Regions from separate parts of the Mus musculus genome. Here region 1 is linked to region 2. The links are chromatin contacts, found by Hi-C in ENCODE. All regions are on one chromosome and are shown on one strand. The core of a region is the stretch at or near the end of the contact, and the rest is flanking DNA. Distances in the headings are between cores, read along the strand shown.

Region 1 (2,984 bases), core at 337-2,836, 45 kb before region 2:
CGTACGAATTCTCAAAGAGTTAAAATATCACACACACACACACACACACACACACACTCACACACACACACACACACACACACACTCTTTCCAAGCACATGCTAAAGCATAACAGGATTAACTAAATGGATGCCACATCAGATAGCCAGCCCTCCTTCCTCATAGACAGCAAAGTTTAAACAAACCATCACTTGCTCCTCCACTTAGAAATGAAAATCAATTGAGGACAAGCTGGGGATGGTAATGCAGTTCTTGGCCGCTGAGGGCCAGGGCCTGGGTTCAGACCCCAGCATCACACATGGAGAAACAATCAAGGAAGAAACTCTCATTTGAATAAATAAGAAATAAACCCTTTCCTCTCCAAGTTGCTTTTGGTCATGGTGTTCCATCATGGCAATAGTAACAAAGCTATGCACCAGACCAAATGAGGCTTAGCCAAAAATGGAAGTTTGGTTCAATACAGAAACACCAATCAATGCAATACAAGAGCTACAGAGAGACCATCTGGTAAAAGTCCGCAGCCTTTCATGATGAGAACAGACACTAAACTAGACACTAACTACTAATTCCCTGCCTCCACCTGCCAAAAGCTGCCTGAGAGATTCACAGGGTACTTGTATTCATTCACTAAAAACTCCACAGGTGACTTATCAACTTACCAATGAAGGAGGGGCTGTCCAGGACAAGTCAGGACAGCCCCTGTTGCTGCCCCTGTTCAACACAGTGCAGGACATTCCAGGCCAGGCACAGGGGGAAGGAAGAAAAGAAAAGGCAGCCAGTCTGGAAAGGAAGTGACTGAGACATCATCTACAACCTAAGGAATCTGCAAGAAAACTTTGTTACAAAGACAGTGAAGTGCTGCAACACAAGATGGATACAATGTTATCATTTCTATTGTCTGGCTTTTCACCCAGATGAGCTTGCCCACATAAACAAATGTGCATGAGAGAACGGGGTGGAGGGAATTTCAGAGACGGCTTGCTCATCACAGCAGAACATATAAACTCATCTCTTTACTCTGAAGATCCACCCACATTCAAAAGGGAGCCACACTGAGCAGTTTGATGCACTAGATAATATTCACGTTATTTTTTTTTTCAAAGAAGAGGTTGAAAGAACTATCTTGAAAAGGATCCGACGAAGAATCCCAGACTTTGAGAAGTCTTTCTTCTAGCTCTGAGCCTTGTGGTGATGGATGTAATAGTTCACCTTCCCTGATCCTGTGTCTTTTCACATGTAAAAAGGAACTTGTACTAAATGATAGCCAAGCCTCCTACCACTTCTACTTCTGTTCCTTGGACTTGCTAACTGACTGTTTCTGAATGACAAACTCTCCCTTTCTCTGCCACCTGGGAAAGGCCAGGGCCAGAGGAAAGCAGATGCTAACCTGTCCTGAGAAGAAACGGGAGAAGCAGAAGCATGGAACTGTGTCCCTTGCACAACTTGCTACTTCAGCCAGTGAGGGGCTTGGGTGGAACACAGGGTTATAATTAGAGCAAGAGGCCAGCTGCTTCTCCCCCAGCTCCTGGACACAGCTGGACCTGCCCACGGCACACACAGGACTCAGGCTGTGTTGGCCTTGCTCTGACCCTTCTTGCAAAGGCTTTCCTCCCTCCTCTGTGAAACAAAGTCCGGGGTTGCTCTAAGCGCTACTTTCCCATGGGCTCTCCTCTGCCCCTCCAGCACTTAGACATTGAGTGTTGATAACCTACAGAGACGAAAGAGGTCGTAAGCTGAGCCCGGTCACATTGCCCTGTGATATAGTTTTATTTTTAACTTTGAAACGCTTGAACTATGTCAGTTGGCGTTTTCTCCCTTTCGCTTGCCTTTCCAACAGAACTTGGGTGCTCTGCTGCAGCGGAAGCACCGGCACCCACCTCCTCCAGACCTGCTTGATCAACGGCAAAGGGCTGGTAGCTGCGGATGCTGAGCCAGCTTGTACCGTTTAGGTAAGATTTTTTCAAACACCGGCAGGTGTGACCCAGGTTATTTAGATGATAAATGGGTGGACCGGACCGAGGCTTACTGTGCATTTCCTTTGTACCGTGGAAGGTAGGTTATTAAACTTTGTTACATGTGGGTGATGGGGGAAAGGTTGGTAATGGAAAGCCCTGGCCATGTGTAAGGTGTTTTGGATTTTAAATCCTACAGCAGTTTGCAATGTCAGCAGCCTTCTGCCGGTTTAGGTTTTCTACTACAGTCAACCAGAGCGATTCAGTGCTACCTTAGTCACACAGTGGTGACAGGGGAGGGCAGTGTGTGGTAAGGGAAAAAGTAGACACCCAGGGTTAGTCCAAACGCTGCAATGCTGTTCTCCAACCACCTCTGTGGCTTTAATTGCAAGTCATGGTCACAAGGCTTAAATTCCATCTACTGAGCCACATCGCGGTCTAATGTACCACAGCGGTACTTCAACAGCACTGGCTGCTCAAACTCTGCCTGCAACCTGAAACTCAGTTTTGCCTAACAAAACTGCTTCAGGGCAATTCCTTCCCGCCCATTTCTCTTGGGGGTGTGTGGGGGGGGGGCGGGGGGAAGCAGCCATGAAAGTGAAAACTGAAAATCATACACAGACTTAGGCACCCGAACTCAAAACTGTGACCAGCTTGAGGCGAGTACACCCAGAGCAGCAGAAGTGAAGTGATGAAAGATATTCATGGTTTTAAAAGCTTAAGAGGCAGATGGACTACTCCTAGCTCCTGGAATATCTGCATCTCAGCCTTCCTAATGCTGTGACCCTTTAACACAGTTCCTCATGTTGTGGTGACCCCCCCCCCCCATAAAATTATTTCATTGCTACTTTGTAACTGTAATTTTGCTACTGTTGTGAACCATAATGTAAATACCTGATATGCAGAATATCCTTTATGTGACCCCCCACACTCCACCAGTTAAGAACCTCTGCTATATATTGTTATGTGCATGAAAAACGTTAGCAACAGTAATGGGCCCTGTTTATTTCCTTATGTTTCTCTAGTTTAGAG
Region 2 (2,730 bases), core at 131-2,630:
GCCATAGCCATGGGATGCCTTAGGCCCCGATTCCAGCTCCTTCTTCTTGAGGATGTCGTGCTCCTCTGACACTTTGTTCCTCAGCTGGTGGATGCTGCAAGGAACCACACACCTAAGACTCTCCACAGTCAGGGAGATCGACAGACTGCTTCTCAGAAAATGGAAATCTTTTGTAGAAAACTCTGAGTCCCTGAATGTATCAGTTGACAGGCTTAGAGTAAAAGGTTGGTATAAGCAATGTAGCCTGATTTACGCTCTCGAGAAGCTAACATCCTGTTGTCTGTTGTCTTTTCTCACTAACATAACCTGTGTGTCACAGAACCAATGAGCCCTCTATGCTAACAAAAGACCTGCCTTCAACCAATTAGGCGGTCTGTCTCAAGAATCATAAAGATGTGCAAATAACTTCCAGCCTACACATTCCTGTCCTAAGAGTCTGCCCCCCCAAATAACTTTAAATACGGCAAAGCTTAATGTCTAATGATTAAAATATTACAGATAATAGAAAACCAACTAATCTGTATGCCCAGGACTTGGAAAATAGCTTAGAAAATTGAAATGCTGCCTTTCAATAATGTAATGACAGTCATTAAGACTGATGCTTAAAGAAATGTAGTTTGGGGTAAATTTACTAGTATTTGTGTATTTATTTATTTATTTATTTATTTATTTATTTATTATCAAGCATTAACATTCTCCAACGTAAGCCTGATAATTTCTGGGAATAACAAACAGAAACAAAGCCACAAAGCCCACTCATCATTATCTGTTAGAAGAGCTTCAAGTTCCTATAACTGAGACTGGGATTCTGCCTCTGAGAGCACACGACGCTGGAGGCAGCAAAGGACACCCACTCCTCTTGCTTACTTTAAGCACCTGGGCATACAGATTAGTTGGTTTTCTATTATCTGTAATATTTTAATCATTAGACATTAAGCTTTGCCGTATTTAAAGTTATTTGGGGGGGGGGGCAGACTCTTAGGACAGGAATGTGTAGGCTGGAAGTTATTTGCACATCTTTATGATTCTTGAGACAGACCGCCTAATTGGTTGAAGGCAGGTCTTTTGTTACCACCTTACTACCATGGAGGCTGCAAGACCTAAGAGGGTAGACATCCTGAAGACATGAGTTGACAGCTCGGCAGTTGTACCAACAAATGACAGACAACAAAGGTTCACAAATTGGGAAACCTTGCAAGGACTCCTGGGACCGCATAGCGTTATCTAGAGGAGAGAACTCTCAATTTTAGAGATCCAGCTTTCTGCAATTAGCAAGGGTCTGGGGTCGTTACTCTCCTTGGGACTCCCCTAGCTCAGGCCCAGCAGAAACTGGTTCCAGGCAAAGTGGCCGTGTCACAGGAGAGGCCTTCTCCTTTCATGGAAGATTAGACCCATCTGCTGGTCTAGTGGGATAATCTCACTGAAGGCTTTTAAAAAGCCTTTCAGCTTTAGCCGTGGTTAATTTTAGAGAGCTGGAGAGGAATCAGATGAACCGGATCCCAGTGCTGGCTGCACCCTGTGTTCCCATGCCTCACCTGACCCCACGGGTAACTGGGAAGCAAAGAGTCAGTGTCAGCTCAACAGCCTTGGGGCTGCCAGGGTCTGAAAAGGACGGGGCGGGGCGGGGCGGGCGGGCGCCCGGAGCTTCTGAATGGCTGTGTGAGGTCCCCAACTGAAGAATCCAAGTGAGGAAAGAAGGGCCTGGGACAAACATATTCAACTGAGCAAATATGCAAATCCACCTACTGAATTACAGTGTGCCAATCAGGGGACTGTACCAACAGAATTATGGCCAATCAGGGGACTGTACCAACAGATGACAGTTTTTAAATGAAAAGGTTGTGGACCAAAAAAAAAAAAAGTACAAAATATTTTACTTTGTTTTTGTGGTTGTTTTGTTTTGTTTTGAGAAGCAGTCTCTTCCACCCAGGATAGCTTCTTATAGGTATCTGTAGCCACACCCAACTGAAAATCCAACTTCTTATAAATTCCTTTACCATATAGCTGAATCCATCCCAAATGGCTCTTAATATATAATCTTTTTATTTGATAAATATCAATTAAACAGCTTTTGAGTGTGAAGTGTTGCTAGGCTCCAAGGACACAGAAGATCTCACACATGGAGACAGTGGACAGATGGAAGGGATACAGGGAAGCTTTCAGAGTGGCAAGTGTCATACCTAGGAGACTTTTGACACAGTGTCTCTGCTTCACGTTTTTCACATGGCTTGTATTGACGGAGCAAGCGAATCTAGCAAAATTCAGAGCTTCCAATGTGAAACAGGAGCAATAAAGGCATAAAGCGGAGCAGTTCTGACAATAAAAACTTTATTCACCAACAATATGGTCATATGTTTAGAAAATCCTACATTATCCACAAAGAAGCTACTGGAACCACTAAGCTTTCAGGATACAGAGTCGCCATTATCAAAGTCGATTGCATTTCTATCTGCCAGCTGCAGACATTTGAAGACCAGAAATTAAAAGTAAATCATAGTCATAACATAACATGAAATGCTTTAGGACAAATTTAATGAAATATGATTTAAGACTTGAACACTGAATAATACTTCTGAAAAACTAACTCAAAGATGATCTAAATAAGTAGAGGAATGCCACGGGTTCATAGATTGGAGAACTCAATACTACCAACATGTTTCCTATCCCTCTAAATGGTCTAACAACTCCAGTGGACCCCCAGTCAAACTCTCAAGAGGCATTTTTTTTTCC

What was found. Hi-C counts contacts between places; a loop is a spot of excess contacts on that map.
Region 1: a loop to region 2 is called in a map of gastrocnemius, with 12 times the contacts of the local background. The contact joins the promoter of Fbxo40 here to the enhancer-like site in region 2. A Hi-C loop is called at or near these places in 7 of 37 maps with a recorded cell type or tissue (gastrocnemius and heart).

Annotation. Positions count from the first base shown.
Region 1 is chr16:36,989,069-36,992,052 of GRCm38, reverse strand. Fbxo40 (F-box protein 40) reads left to right here and starts at 1,586. Exons shown (of 4, transcript NM_001358217.1): 1 at 1,586-1,949.
Region 2 is chr16:36,943,958-36,946,687 of GRCm38, reverse strand. It overlaps Hcls1 (hematopoietic cell specific Lyn substrate 1), which reads right to left. Exons shown (of 14, transcript NM_008225.2): 4 at 1-94. Among named protein-coding and RNA genes, the nearest start is that of Hcls1, 10 kb to the right of the region's middle. Within about 2 kb of position 1,380, at least 1 of the 3 ENCODE cell types and tissues checked has a DNase peak (open chromatin) inside an H3K27ac peak, as active enhancers do; it is gastrocnemius, where a contact is called at or near this core.